2 separate regions of the Homo sapiens genome follow, and region 2 is linked to region 1. A link is an interaction called in ENCODE POLR2A ChIA-PET data of the cell type or tissue named here. Cell type or tissue: MCF 10A. All regions are shown on one strand.

Evidence for each region. ChIA-PET counts read pairs that join two places held together with the same protein. Peaks named below come from ENCODE experiments on the same cell type or tissue, not always from the same donor. Only the 100,000 strongest peaks of a DNase experiment are listed, where the experiment ranks them.
Region 2: POLR2A ChIA-PET joins it to region 1 with 5 read pairs; 8 of 35 experiments call an interaction of 5 or more read pairs at or near these places.

What each region holds. Positions count from the first base shown.
Region 1 is chr1:153,521,585-153,529,584 of GRCh38, reverse strand. No RefSeq gene overlaps it. Among named protein-coding and RNA genes, the nearest start is that of S100A6, 10 kb to the left of the region's middle. In MCF 10A, no CTCF peak of the experiment used is centred here; DNase peaks (open chromatin) are centred at 2,364 and 3,254.
Region 2 is chr1:153,647,268-153,655,267 of GRCh38, reverse strand. No RefSeq gene overlaps it. Among named protein-coding and RNA genes, the nearest start is that of SNAPIN, 7.4 kb to the left of the region's middle. In MCF 10A, no CTCF peak of the experiment used is centred here; a DNase peak (open chromatin) is centred at 1,917.

The DNA.
Region 1 (8,000 bases):
TATGTAGATGAAGTCTCATAGGCGGCCACCCTTAGAGGCAATAGATGGCAAATATTTCCTATTCAGATGTTTAAAAGGTGCTAGACTCTCAGCTAATCTCTTCTATTTTTTTCATGTGCAACATGATTTTTTATTGATGCATAATAGCGGTACATATTTATGGGGTACGTGTGATATTTTGATACAAGCATACCATATGTAATGATCAAATCAGGGTAATTGGGTATCCATCACCTCAAACATTTACCATTTCTTTGTGTTGGGAACATTCCATATCTTTTTTTCTAGCTGTTCTGAAATTTGCTATACGTTCTTTTAACTAAAGGTCCCTTGCTGTGTTATGGAACACTGGAATTTGTTCCTTCTGTTTAACTGTATTTTTGTACCTATTAACCAACTTCTCTTTATCCTCCCCCGTCCTCTACCCTTCCCAGCCTGTGGGAATCACCATCCTACTCTCTGCCTTTATGAGATTTACTTTTTTATCTCCCATATATGAGTGAGAACATTTGATGTTTGTATTTCTGTATCGTGCTGCAAGTGAAAGGATTTCATTCTTTTTTTGTGAATGACTAGTATCCCATTGTGTATATATACTGCATTTCCTTTATTCATTCATCCATTAATGGACACTTAGGCTGATTCCATATCTCGACTATTATAAATAGTGCTGTAATAAACATGAGGATGTAAATATCCCTTTGATATACTGATTTTCTTTCCTTTTGATATATTACCAGCAGTGGGATTGCTGAATCGTATGACAGATCTATTTTCACTTTATTGAGAAACCGCCATACTGTTCTCCATTGTGACTGTACTAATTTACATTCCCACCAAGAATAGACTAGTGTTCTCTCTTCTGCACATCCTTGCCAGCATCTGTTATTTTCTGTCTTTTTGATAATAGATATTTTATTGATACCCTATTTTAACTGAGATGAGATATCTCATTATGGTTTTGATTTGCATTTTCCTGATGATTAGTGATGCTGAACATTTTTTCATATACTTCTTGGCCATTTGTATGTCTTTAAAAAAATTTTAAACAATTTTATTGAGGTATATATCTATATCTATATATCTATATATATTTTTTAGATGGATTCTCACTTTGTCACCCAGGCTGGAGTACAGTGGCCTGATCTCAGCTCACCGCAACCTCCAACCTCCTGGGTTCAAGTGATTCTCCTGCCTCAGCCTCCCAAGTAGCTGGGATTACAGGTGCCCGTCACCAAAAATTAGTCGCCTGGCTAATTTTTGTATTTTTAGTAGAGACAGGGTTTCGCCATGTTGGCCAGGCTGGTCTTAAATTCCTGATCTCAAGTGATCTGCCCGCCTTGGCCTCCCAAAATGTTGGGATTACAGGCGTGAGCCTTCTAGCCACTGCACGGAGTGGTGGCAGCACCCTACCACCCTTGTTTATTTCCCATTAGGGAGAGCCTTAGCACCCCAGACCTACACGGTTTGGGACAAATTCATCCCCTTTCACAACTCACCAGTTAAGGTGAGATCTTTTCAGCTGGAGAAGAGAGCCCCTTTAGCTCACGGCCATCAGGGGTTAGGATTCCTTCCCAGGGGCCCTTTGGTTTCCAGGGCAGTCCTGTTTCCACTGGCTGAGCTTGTGGCAGAGGTGCTAAGCCATACAGGGCTTTTTCCCATTTATTTTATCGGGGCACTTTGTCTTTTATCGGCCTGGCCTTCTGCACTGATGGCAATTACTTGGACGAGTGCTTTTAAGGAAACCTGGAGGGAGCTGAGGGCTTGTGAAGCAGCCAACAGTTGAGTCTGCCTCCTGTCTCTGCATTTTTCTTTCTCTTTTTAGTCCTGTTATCCTTATTCTGCTCTCAATGATAAAAGACTGAGGAGGTTAATTTGAGGATTTCCTGCATAGCGGCCATGCTGTATTACACAAGAAAACCCAGATGTTTCTTTTTTGAGAGTTTGGGGGTTGAATTTGCCCCAATACTTTAGGATGCAGCCTAGAGGTGAGTCTGAAGGAACAGACGGGGTTTGTCCCATGGTGGGCCTGGGAACCATGTGCTTGGGGGCGGGACTCTTTTTGGAGCATGAACCACACTTTCTCTCGAGGTGTCCCTCCAAGATGAAAAAGGGTTCCACTGTGTCTGCTGAGGGACTTGGGGGTGCACTTTCTAAAGGGGGGTCCCACCTATTAGAAAAGACCACTTGGCTGCTTCCTTGTACCTGCATTGGCCATCCCGCATAAGGCCAATCCAGGTACAAGGAAAACAGGTGAAGGGAGAGCTCTGCCTGTGCTAGCCCAGCGGAGGGGGCGGGTAGGGGAAGACTCATTGTTCCGAGGCTGTCTGAGATCACCTGATTTAGCAACATCTGGGACAGGATGCCTGGCTGACTCCACAGGAGAATTTAGAGTAAGAAAGAGAGGGTCTGAGTCACCCAAAACGTGTGTGAATTTGCTCTGAATGAGCATCCATGGCCAGTTGCATGCATAGGGATTAGGGACTTCCAACCAGAAAATACAGGAGAGAGCCTTCTTCCCTTCTGGGCAAGGTGGCCAGCCCCATTCACCCTCTGGCCTTCAGGTAACACTGGAAAGTGGCCTGGGCTAGTTGCTGTCAATTGCCAGAGGGATACTAGAAGCCAGCTGCTGGGAGACTGAAAAGATAACATAAACTTAGGCCTCTCACCCAAATGGGTGGTAGCCGTAAGACAGTTCCACATGGACACCGTTTAGTTCCACCTAAGTGTAGCTCCAGCCAGAGACCTATAGTTGTTTTTATGCTTAGATGCTGTCCACCAAGGGTCCCCAGTTGGGAAAGAGAAAGAGAGAGGTGAGAGAGTTCCCCATAAGGAGAGAGAGTTCCCCTACGGGCAACTAAAATGTCACAGGTGAGCAGCAACTCTCTGGGGCTGGTAATGTGTGGACGGTAAAATAATTTACCAAGATAGTTGTAGGTAAAGATAGGCAGATTTATTAGAGAAAGTATGAATATGTTGCAAAAGAGCAACTGGCAGAGTCAGCAAGAGAGGAGCTGACTGCAAGGAAACAAAGGCTTGCTGGGGATTTTATAGGATGGCTCTTTTCTGTGTACGGATGGTTACATCGGCACAGCAGTACCGACAATGCCAAGGTTGCAGTGAGCTAACTTCCAATTTCTATCAGCTGAGGGTCTGGTGATAGTTGTGATAGAGGCAACGGCCAGCCAAATGCCTAGGCAGATAGGGAAGTGTCCTTGGAGAACTTCCAACCCGCCCAGGTCATTGTGCACAGGGGCTTGCCTAAACATGTGCACGGTGAAAAATTCCATCCCTTAACACATGCACAGTAAGGGAAATAAATCAATGTGGAGTGGCTCAGACTAAGGGCCCCCATGCACACCGAAAGGTCGGGGTGGAGCCACCAGGAATTCATACCTTATGCAAGGGAAGGAGCCTGACTCTTCAGTGCATATGTGGGAGCCCTGGTATTCAATTGTGAGGTGGAAACCTGTTTGCAGGACCCCTCTATTTGCTGAGAGGGGACCCCTCTTTTGCTCAATAAATTTCACCCTCCTCATCCTTCAATGCATCCATATGCCTAATGTTTCCTGGTTGTAACACAAGAACCTGGATTTAGCTGAGTTAAGGAGCAAAATCCTCTATCAGTTGGGCACAGGAAGATTGTGAGTTATTTGTACATGAGTGCTATGAGTCCTGGATCATGAAGAAAGGCCCACTTATAGCTGATCTGCTTTCTCTTTTTGCTTTTCCCTGGTCCCACCAGCCTGACTCCTTTTTCCTATTAGGACTCCACACCTCTGACAGCTCCATCCTTCGACCCCTTGTGCACAATGACCTGGGCAGGTTGAAGGAGGTTTGGAACTGCTGCTTGCTGGAAAACAATGGCAGAGGTAGCTGCAGACCAGCTTATTAACCTCCTGCCCAGCAAGGAGGAATAGGATCAGAGACCTGCTTAAAAAAGCAGTCTGGCCATGTTTTTGTAGAGCAGCTGTGGTATGCTGCAGGTCCGCTCCAGCCCCCAGTTGCCTCAGACTCCTCAAAGCCCAAAGGCAAGAGTGGCTAAAGCAGCCAAACAGCACAGATGGTGGCTCATCCCTTCCTCTCTGAGCTCCATCCAGGGAGGTTTGAAACCTTTGCTGGCTGGAAAACACTGCCAGGGGTGACTAGAGGTCCATATGAATAAGCAGTCTGGTGGCCTTTCTGTAGAACTGCTGTGCTGTGCTGGGGGAAAAAAAAATCTCAGAAAACCAAGAATAGGGAGAACTAACTTTCTTTCTTTTCTTTTCTTTCTTTCTTCTTTCTTCCTTCCTTTCTTCCTTTCTCTCTCTCTCTCTTTCTTTCTTTTTCTTTTTTTTAAATAGAGACGAGGTTTTGCCATGTTGCCCAGGCTGATCTCTCTCTCTCTTTCTGTCACCCTCTCTTTTTTTTTTTTTTTTTTTTTAGGACAGTCTTACTCTGTCCCTAGGCTGGAGTGCAGTGGCACGATCTCTGCTCACTGCAGCCTCCACCTCCCAGGTTTGAGCTTCTCCTACTTCAGCCTCCTGAGTAGCTGAGAATACAGGCATGCGCCACCACACCTGGCTAATTTTTGTATTTTTAGTAGAGACCGGGTTTTGCCATGTTGGTCACACTGGTCTAGAACTCCTGACCTCAAGTGATCCTCCTGCCTCAGCCTCCCAAAGTGCTGGAATTACAGGTGTGAGCCACCACGCCTGGCCCGATTCATTTATTTTTAGACTTTTGTCTTTTCTAATATATAACTTTAAGGCTATATACTTCATCTAAGTACTATTTTAGCTACCCAATAAGTTTTATATTGTCTTATAAATGTACATAATATGTAACCAGCTGGAGTTACTAAACTCTCTCTCTCTCTCTATTTTTTTTTCTTTGAGACAGAGTCTCGCTTTGTCACCCAGGCTAGAGTGCAGTGGCATGATCTTGGCTCACTGCAACCTCCTTCTCCTGGGTTCAAGCTATTCTTTGGTCTCAGCCTCCTGAGTAGCTGGGACTACAGGCACGCGCCACTACACACAACTAATTTTTGTATTTTTAGTAGAGATGGGGTTTTGCCATGTTGGTCAGGCTGGTCTCGAACTCCTGACCTCAGGTGATCCACCTGGCTTGGCATCCCAAAGTGCTGGGATTACAGGTGTGAGCCACCACGCCCAGCCTAAACAATATATATATTGGTTAGTTCTACACATGTTATATTAACCAGCTTTTGTTTGGTTATATTTACATGTTATATATTTTTTCATTCTTCTCCTGTTAATCTTTTGTATTCTTTTGCTTTAGATTTGTTTTTATGTAAATAGCACATATGGATTTAAAAAATCTGACCAGTTGATTTCTCTTTTCTAACTGGAACAATTAATTCATTCATATGTATTGATGTTACTGATATATTTGTTCTTATTCCTACCATCTATTTTGTGTTCTTGGTTTTTTTTTTTTTTTTTTTTTGAGACAGGGTCTTGCTCTGTTGCCCAGGCTGGAGTGCAGTGGTGCGATCTCGGCTCACTGCAACCTCCACCTCTCGGGTTCTAGTGATTCTCCCACCTCAGCCTCCCCAGTAGCTGGGATTACAGGCACCTGCCACCACATCCTGCTAATTTTTGTACTTTTAGTAGAGATGGGGTTTCATTATGTTGGCCAGACTGGTCTTGAATTCTTGACCTCAAGTGATCTGCCCGCCTCGGCCTCCCAAAGTGCTGGGATTACAGGTGTGAGCCACCTCACCTGGCTGATTTTTCCACATTTTTAAGGTTTCCTTTTCTTTATTGATTGGTCAAAGTGTAGTTTTTCAAATTTTCATTATGATTTCTTATCTTCCCATGAATATTTCTTAGAAGTATATTTTTAAACTTTCATACATGTACCTTTTTTCTAGTTATCCTTTTGTTACTGATTTTTAATTACATTGTGTTTTGATAGCAGGGGATTTATTGTATAATTTTACAAAATATGTTCAGACTTGTTTTGCTCTAGCATGTAGTCAATTTTCATAAAAGTTGTGTGGGTGCTTCAGAAGAATGTGTGTTCTGTAGTCATGTTTTCTTTTTTTCTTATTGAGGTTCTCTTTTTGTCTGCTTGATCTCTCAATTACTGAAAGAAGCATGTTGAAATATCCCACTAAGACTGTGATTTTATAAATTTATTTTAGTAATTCAGTCATTTTCTTTATATTTTTTGAGGCTATACTAAAAGATACAAACAAGTTCGGAATTGTTATGTCTTCTGCAATATTTGTAGTAATACATAGTGATTATTTTTCTCTAATAATGCTCTGTATATATTATATTATATATATATTTTTTGAGACAGAGTTTCACTCTGTTGCCCAAGCTGGAGTGCAGTGGTGTGATCTCAGCTCACCGCAACCTCCACCTTTCGGATTCAAGTGACTCTCCTGCCTCAGCCTCCCCAGTACCTGGGAGTACAGGCTCCCACAACCATGCCTGGCTAATTTTTGTATTTTTAGTAGAGATGGGGTTTCATCATGTTGGCCAGGCTGATCTTGAACTCCAGACCTCAGCTGATCCACCTGCCTTGGCCTCCCAAAGTGCTGGGATTACAGACTGTGAGCCACTGCACCCAGCCTGGGAGGCTATTGTGTCTGGAATTGGTGGGTTCTTGGTCTCACTGCCTTCAAGAATGAAGCCGCAGACCCTCGCGGTGAGTGTTACAGTCCTTAAAGGCGGCATGTCTGGAGTTTGTTCCTTCTGATGTTCGGATGTGTTCTCAGAGTTTCTTCCTTTTGGTGGGGTTCGTGGTCTTGTTGCCTCAGGAGTGAAACTGCAGACCTTCGTGGTGAGTGTTACAGCTCTTAATGCGGGGCATCTGGAGTTCTGTTCCTCCTCCCTGGTGGGTTCCTGGTCTCACTGGCTTCAGGAGTGAAGCTGCAGACCTTCGCAGTGAGTGTTACAGCTCATAAAGACAGTGTGGACCCAAAGAGTGAGCAGCAGCAAGATTTATTGTAAAGAGCGAAAGAACAAAGCTTCCACGGTGTGGAAGGAGACCCGAGCAGGTTGCCACTGCTGGCTAGGGCAGCCTGCTTTTATTCTCTTATCTGGCCCCACCCACATCCTGCTGATTGGTAGACGGGAGTGGTCTGTTTTGACAGGGTGCTGATTGGTGCATTTACAATCCCTGAGCTAGACACAAAGGTTCTCCACGTCCCCACCAGATTAGCTAGATACAGAGTGTCCACACAAAGGTTCTCCAAGGCCCCACCAGAGTAGCTAGATACAGAGTGTCGATTGGTGCATTCACAAACCCTGAGCTAGACACAGGGTGCTGATTGGTGTATTTACAATCCCTGAGCTACTCATAAAGGTTCTCCACCTCCCCACCAGACTCAGGAGCCCAGCTGGCTTCACCCAGTGGATCCTGCACCAGGGCTGCAGGTGGAGCTGCCTGCCAGTCTCGCGCCTTGCGCCCGCACTCCTCAGCCCTTGGGTGGTCAATGGGACTGGGCGCCGTGGAGCAGGGGGTGGCGCTCGTCGGAGAGGCTCGGCCGCACAGGAGCCCACGGAGCGGGTGGGAGGCTCAGGCATGGCGGGCTGCAGGTCCCGAGCCCTGCCGCGCGGCGAGACACGGCGAGAAATGGAGTGCAGCGCCGGTGGGCCGGCACTGCTGGGGGACCCAGTACACCTTCCGCAGCCGCTGGCCCTGGTGCTAAGTCCCTCATTGCCCGGGGCCGGCAGGGCCTGCCGGCTGCTCCGAGTGTGGGGCCCGCCAAGCCCACACCCACCCGGAACTCCAGCTGGCCCGCAAGCGCCGCGCGCAGCCCCAGTTCCCGCTCGCGCCTCTCCCTCCATACCTCCCTGCAAGCTGAGGGAGCCGGCTCCGGCCTTGGCCAGCCCAGAAAGGGGCTCCCACAGTGCAGCGGTGGGCTGAAGGGCTCCTCAAGTGCCGCCAAAGTGGGAGCCCAGGCAGAGGAGGCGCCGAGACCGAGCCAGGGCTGTGAGGACTGCCAGCACGCTGTCACCTCTCACTATGACAATAGAAACTCA
Region 2 (8,000 bases), 130 kb before region 1:
TGGGCTGAAGTGCAGGGGTATGATCTCAGCTCACTGCAACCTCCACCTCCGGGTTCAAGCAATTCTCCAGCCTCAACTTCCCGAGTAGTTGGGATTACATGCGCCCGCCCCCATGCCTGGCTCTTTTTTTTTTTTTTTTAGATGGAGTTTCACTCTTGTTTCCCAGGCTGGAGTGCAGTCGCGCGATCTCGGCTCACTGCAACCTCTGCCTCCCGAGTTCAAGCAATTCTCCTGCCTCAGCCTCCTGAGTAGCTGGGCTTACAGGTGCCTGCCACCACGCCTGGCTAATTTTTGTATTTTTAGTAGAGACGGAGTTTTACCATGTTGGCCAGGCTGGTCTCAAACTCCTGACCTCAGGTGATCCACCCGCCTTGGCCTCCCAAAGTGATGGGATTACAGGCGTATGCCACCGTGCCCAGCAACAACAAATAATTTTTTAGTATGGTTATCTAGTAATCTGACTTCAAAGGCTGGTTCTCTGAGGAAAAGCATGTGTTTTGTTTTTATGCTTTCCTTTTTCTTGAACTTTATTTCTCATGGGGTCTATTGCAAAGGCCTCCTGACTGATCTTGCCTGTAGTCTCTATATTCCAGGTCAGTCTGCATTCTGAAATACCAGTCAGATTTCATAATACCCCTGCTTAGAGAAAAGTAGTGCTGAAAGGAATTTTAGACTCTGTCCTTTGTTCCTGGGACACTTGTGAGGAAAACTGGACAAGGGTCTTGAAGAATCCCTGAAATTTGATAAGAGGTTGAAGGCCAGTGCTAGTGTAATTTTTCATTCTCTAAACATTTATCACACTTTAGGCCCAAGGTATTCAGCACAAAAGCCCCTTCCTGCCTGCCTTCACCTGTATCGTATAGCTGTGGCCCTCCTCCAGGCCTTGGCTTTTCCAGAGAGACTGAAGATGCAGGTCCTAAGAATGCCCCTTCCCATCCAACTACTGCACATACAACCACCATGCTGTTTGTATGTCAGGGTCCAATGAAGAGAGACAAATGACACAATATCAACAGGGATAGTTTACTGTAAAGAGTTATCAACTCTATTTGGTGATGGGGGATTGGAGTAATGAGGAATTGGCTAATAAGCAGAGAGAACTCTAAAGCACATAGGAAGAGCAGATGTTAGGAGCGGCTGTTACTCCTAGAGTTAGAGCACACAGGGAAGAGCTCTAGCCACCAGGTCTGAGATCCAGACATTGTTGAAAAGGGCATGGCTTGGCCGGGTGCAGTGGCTCATGCTTGTAATCCCAGCACTTTGGGAGGCTGAGGCAGGTGGATCACTTGAGGTCAGGAGTTCGAGACCAGCCTGGCCAACATGGCAAAACCCTGTCTCTACTAAAAATACGGGTGTGGTGGCACATGCCTGTAATCCCAGCTACTCAGGAGGCTAAGGCAGGAGAATCGCTTGAACCCAGGAGGTGGAAGTTGCACTGAGCCAAGATGGCACCACTGCACTTCAGCCTGAGTGACAGAGCGAGACTCTGCTTCACACACACACAAAAAGGCCGGGTGTGGTGGCTCATGCCTGTAATCCCAGCACTTTAGGAGGCTAAAGTGGGTGTATCACTTGAGGTGAGGAGTTCGAGACCAGCCTGGCCAACTTGGTGAAACCCTGTCTCTACTAAAAATACAAAAATTAGCCAAGTGTGGTGGTGAGCACCTGTAAGCCCAGCTACTTGGGAGGCTGAGGCAGGAGAATCTCTTGAACCTGGGAGGTGGAGGTTGCAGTGAGCCGAGATCAAGCCATGGCACTCCAGTCTAGGTAACAGAGTGAGACCCCATCTCAAAAAAAAGAAAAAAAGAAAAGGGCATGGCTGTGGCTCACTGAATGACTCAGAAGTTGCTCTGATGGCATGTTGGTGGAATGTGCCAGAAATCTGCCTTCCAGAACTTACCTCTAGAATTCTACACTCTAGAGTGCCTGGGAAAGCTGTGTATGGGAGGTGGCTCACAGGAGGCATTCCCTTATGAAACAGCCTGAAGCTGCTGCCCACTGGGTACTACTGGCTGCCATGCACTGCCGGAGATGAGTCCTGAAGTCATGTTCCGGGACCCACCAGAACAAGGAAGTAATGGTTCCTCCTGAAATGTTCCTCCAGTGTCCTCTATTGACAAACATTGTGCCAGCTGTCAAAGGAAAAATATTTAAAGGATTCAGAATCATTTTCACAGAGCTGGCAAAAAAGATTAATTTAGAGCTACAAGGTTCTTCCTGGTTGTGCAACAGCTGGAAAATTCACTTGTCTGCTCTACAGGAAGCTCTAGATCTAAAGTACGATTTTATTCACTTGGGCACAAGTCACAGGGAAATGGTGTTCCCACCTCCAAGGCCTGATCACCACCCAGAAGGCTTCTCTAATGAGTCTTGTTTTCCAACCTCCCCATTTCTGTTCCAAGTATTTGGTTTTCTTAGGAGGAATTGTATCATAAAGGAAAAGTATGAGCAATAAAAGGGCAGAGGGTACCTACCGAGATATGAGGAGAAAGGGAGGAGGAGAGGACAGGGAGGGGCAGATTTAGTGAGACGTTGTGCAGGAAAATTCAGAGACCATGATCCTCCTGTATTCCAGCAGCCTCCTATGGTTCTCCACAAGCAAAGCCCACTTTCTGCAGACTGCCTCAGAGAGCCTGTTGGGTTTCTATCTTCCCCACAATTGTCCAGCATAGGGGATTTACAGCTATTTATATGGGACTTATATACATATATGTGTGTGTGTGTATATATATATATGTCTATGTATTATATATATAAAATTATATATATATAATTATGTATGTAAAAAATTATATATATATATAATTTTTTTTTGAGACAGAATTTCTCTCTGTTACCCAGGCTGGAGTGCAGCGTGTAGTTGCATGATCTCAGCTCACTGCAACCTCTTGCCTCCCAGGTTCAAGTGATTCTCCTGCCTCAGCCTCCCAGGTAGCTGGGACTGCAGGCGCACGCCACCACACCTGGCTAATTTTTGTATTTTTAGTAGAGATGGGGTTTCACCATGTTGGCTAGGCTGGTTTTGAACTCCTGACCTCAAGTGATCCATCTGCCTTGGCCTCCCAAAATGCTGGGATTATGGGCATGAGCCACCATGCCCAGCTGATAGTGGACTTATATTTTACAAGCATTTTTATGTCTAAACTCTCACCTGATGCTTACAGTTGAGCAGACTGATGCTTGGTGGGGCACCCTGACCTGCAGCCACACAGCCTGGTCAGCTAGGGCTGGGGACCCAGCTGAGCTTGGGTATGGTGTATAGCACCTGGGTTCAGCAGCTGTGGTGCCTGGTGCAGCTGCATCTCCATTCAGCAGGAGGTGTGGATGATGATCTGGTGCAGTTAATCTGGCTGCCAGCCATTACAAAACTTAGGCAGCAGATGCATAGGTATTTACTGCCTGGCATCCATCACGATGCCTGCAACCTCTGCAAGCCCTGGGTGGGCAGAGAAAATGGAGCTCAGGTTGAGTTTGATGTATTATACAGCTTTCCACCATCTCTCTAAACATCTCGCTTTCTACTGGTTAGTTTGTTTTGGGGTGTTTTTGTTTCTTTTTTTTTTTTTTTTTTTTTGAGACGGAGTCTTGCTCTGTCGCCCAGGCTGGAGTGCAGTGGTGCAATCTCAAATCACTGCAACCTCTGCCTCCCTGTTTCAAGAGATTCTCCTGCCTCAGCCTACTGAGTAGCTGGGATTACAGGCCCCCTGCCCCCATGCCCGGCTAATTTTTGTATTTTTAGTAGAGACAGGGTTTCACCATGTTGGCCACGCTGGTCTCAAACTCCTGGCCTCAAGTGATCCACCTGCCTCGGCCTCCCAAAGTGCTGGGATTACAAGAATGAGCCACCGCGCCCAGCTTGTTGTTGTTGTTGTTGTTGTTGTTTGAGACAGAGTCTCACTCTGTCACCCAGGTCGGACTGCAGTGGTGTGATCACAGCTCAATGTAGCCTTGTAGCCTTGACCTCTTGGGCTCCAGTGACCCTCCCACTTCAGCCTCTCAAGTAGCTGGGACTACAGGCACATGCCACCACACCCAGCTTCTATATATATCTATATATCTATCTATATATCTATATATCTATATCTATCTATATATCTATATATATATCTGTTTTGAGATGTAGTTTTGCCCTTGTTGCCCAGGCTGGAGTGCAATGGTGTGATCTCGGCTCACTGCAACCTCTGCCTCCTGGGTTCAAGCAATTCTCCTGCCTCAGCCTCCCGAGTAGCTGGGATTACAGGCCCCCTGCCCCCATGCCCCGCTAATTTTTGTATTTTTAGTAGAAACAGGGTTTCACCATGTTGGCCAGGCTGGTCTCGAATTCCTGGCCGCAAGTGATCCACTCGCCTTGGCCTCCCAAAATGCTGGAATTACAGGCGTGAGCCACCGCGCCTGGCCAAAATCTCTTTTTTTTGAGATGGAGTCTCGCTCTGTTGCCCTGCTGGAGTGCAGTGGTGCAATCTTCGCTCACTGCAACCTCCACCTCCCGGGTTCAAGCAGTTCTCCTGTTCCTCAGCCTCCCCAATAGCTGGGATTATAGGCGCCCTCCACTGCTCCCGGCTAATTTTTCTATTTTTTAAATAGAGATGAAGTTTCACCATGTTGACCAGGCTGGTCTTGAACTCCTGACTGCAGGTGATCCTCCTGCCTTGGCCTCCCAAAGTGCTGGGATTATAGGTGTGAGCCACAGCAACTGACCTTTTTTTTTTTTTTTGTATTTTTTATAGAGATGGGGTTTCACCATGTTGACCAGGTTGGTCTCAAACTCCTGGGCTCAAGTGATCCTCCCACCTTAGCCTCCCAAAGTGGTAGGATTACAGGTGTGAGCCACTGTGTCTGGCCACTACTGGTTAGTAATGGCTAGGAAATAACAACTCACTTTCTCCCTGTCTTCAACTCAAGAATCACACCTAGGTCAGACTTCCTACCTAGGCCACTTCCAGTCTGTCTCCCTGCTCCCTCCCATATCTCCACTAGGAAAAACTTCATAATACTCACGTCCTGTACCCCTCTAGTTTTATGGGCTGCATGGGATCGGGTGCCCCTATGTTCCCCCAATAATCTTAGTCTATTGACTTCCTCCCCACTCACCCATGGCAGGGCTAATGTCCCCCAAAGAGTCAGACCTAGGGATCTCACTCCCCATGGCCACTGCGCATGTGCTGGGGCCACCTGCTGCTGTGTCTGCCACAGGCTGACTGGCACAAACACACACTTGGCAGGAAGCTGGTGGTCAGGATACACTGCCAACCCAGCTGTGTCCACACTGCCAATCCTCATCCCTGCCAGAATCCTGGAGCAGCTTGTTTTCTTGGGGTGATGAGTTGGGTGCTTTTGGGATTTCAGTGCCTGCAAGCCTTTCTGTTCTAGACTTTAGGTCTCTTCTCATCTCCTGGAAGCACTGGCTCTTCCCTGCCTCTCAGACTCTTCTGACTCTGTTCTCCCCATGCTTAGGTTGAACTGCCTTCTCCTTGCTGGCTACCTCAAGGTGGGTTCTGGGGTAGGCCCAGGTGGAAGCTCTGCCGGAACATGCTATATTCTCTCAGGCAGCACACATAGTGCACTCTGCCTGGAGGGCACCTGCAACCTGCACCCTCTGTAGAGCCTGGGTGGGGCTTAGAAGAAGGCCTTTCTTGTGGGAGAGAGGGTTCACAGAATGGTGTCTGGTAATGCCTTTAACTGGGGAGGAAGACCTGAGAGTCAGACTTCTTTGGGCCTCTGTGAGCTCCAAAGGATAGGGATGAGGATATTCCTGGTACATCCTGCTTTCTGGGAGGCCAAACCTCTGTTTGGGGAGCCTTACGAAGCTTCAGTGGAGGAACTGGAGGGGCAGCAGTAGAGGTGGGAGCTGGGAGGGGTTAGGGCAGGTAGTCAGGTCTGTGGTTCAAGCTATCTTAACTGGTGCTTCTGGAGAGCTGCCATCTGCCCACATCCCCCATGGGTGAATTATCTGGCCAGGCCCCAGGACTCCTGCTTATCACAAAGGGGTCAGAGGCTGAGGGTGAGGTCCTGCCTTGGCAGTGCTGAGGAAAACATTAGGGGCCTTTCTTCTTTTATCTTTCCCGTCTACCTTTCCCCCACCTCCTTTCTCTTCTCTGTTGTCTGAACTGGCTTTCCTCTTGAAATTAAACTCCTGAGAGTATGTGCTTTGAATTAAAATCCAAAGGGGATGCTGGGTGCGGTGGCTCATGCCTGTAATCCCAGCACTTTGGGAGGCCGAGGCGAGCAGATCACCTGAGGTCAGGAGTTCGAGACGAGCCTGACCAACATGGAGAAACCCTATCACTACTAAAAATACAAAATTAGCCGGGCGTGGTGGTGCATGCCTGTAATCCCAGCTACTCGGGAGGCTGAGGCAGAAGAATCCCTTGAACCTGGGAGGTGGAGGTTGTGGTGAGCCCAGATCGTGCCATTGCACTCCAGCCTGGGGAATAAGAGTGAAACTCTGTTCCAAAAAAAAAAAAAAAATTCCAGAGGAAAGCTTTAGGACTTTCTGAAGGAACCCCTTCCCCCATCTCCTCATGGATGTGTTTAAATCTTCAGCTGATAATCACCTTACACTAAAGGGTAAGAAACAAAATCGCCAGGCGTGGTGGCTCACGCCTGTAATCCCGGCACTTTGGGAGGCCGAAGCAGATGGATCACGAGGTCAGGAGATCGATACCATCCTAGCCAACATGGTGAAACCTCGTCTCTACTAAAAATACAAAAATTAGCTGGGTGTGGTGGCGCATGCCTGTAATCCCAGCTACTCAGGAGGCTGAGGCAGAATTGCTTGAACCAGGGAGTTGGAGTTTTCAGTGAGCCAAGATTGCACCACTGCATTCCAGCCAGGCAACAGAGCGAGACTCCATCTCAAAAAACAAAACAAAACAAAAAAACAAACCAAGACTAAATGGAGCATTTAGTGAATCCTTTAAAGAGACCTCATGGGGATCTTAGCTGTCCCAGGCTGCCCACACAATGAGGCCTATGACTGGGGGCTGCTGCCACCATTAAGGGTCCCAGAGCTGTCCAGGGCCTGTCTCCACCTTCAAGAGTCATCCTGCCCTGCTTCACAATGCTCCCCTCTCCTTCCTTCCTTGCCCCTGGTACAGGTGGTCAGCCAGGGTCCCCAGCACGTCTGACTGGGTCACTAGCCAGGGTGTGACGCAGGTGGGAGAGCCCACCGAGGCATAAGTGGGAGCCTCTACCCTAACCCCTGCTGGGTCCATGGAGCTATCTATTCATAGCAGCAGGACCACCTTTTTTTTTTCGAGATGGAGTTTCACTCTTGTTGCCCAGGCTGGAGTGCAATGGCGCCATCTCGGCTCACTGCAACCTCCGCCTCCCGGGTTCAAGTGATTCTTCTGTCTCAGCCTCCCGAGTAGCTGGGATTACAGGCATGTGCCACCACGCCCAGCTTATTTCATATTTTTAGTAGATACGGGGTTTCTCCATGTTGGTCAGGCTGGTCTCAAACTCCCGACCTCAGGTGATCTACCCGCCTCGGCCTCCCAAAGTGCTGGGATTACAGGCGTAAGCCACTGTGCCCAGCCTCAGGTGTTCTTTTAGCACTGTACCTTTACACTTGGTTCCCTCTGCTTGGTGTATTTTCTCTACTTTCCCTTGTCTTAAAAGATCCAGCTCATCAACCTCTTCCCTATGCTCCTAATGTTACCCTTACAAAGGATGCCTTGTGTTGGTATGGCAAGCCCTCAGCACATGGCAGCTGAATGAAAGGCTGACCCAGAGGAGGTCAGGTTTACTCACCTTGTCCCACACGACCAGTGACTGAGGATGACAGGGACACAGGCCTCAGGAGACCCTGGGAACTGTAGTGAGCAGTAGGTGGGGCTGGAGGACCCTTGGCTGATAGGAGAGTTCCCTGTGCCCCACATAAGCGATTTGGGGATAAATTCTTTCAATGAAGTAGGAAGGACATGGAGGTAGAAGGAAGGAAGCCTAGGCTACGGCAGTCACCTCCTTTATAGAGAACTCTTAAGCATCAGTCTCCTCTG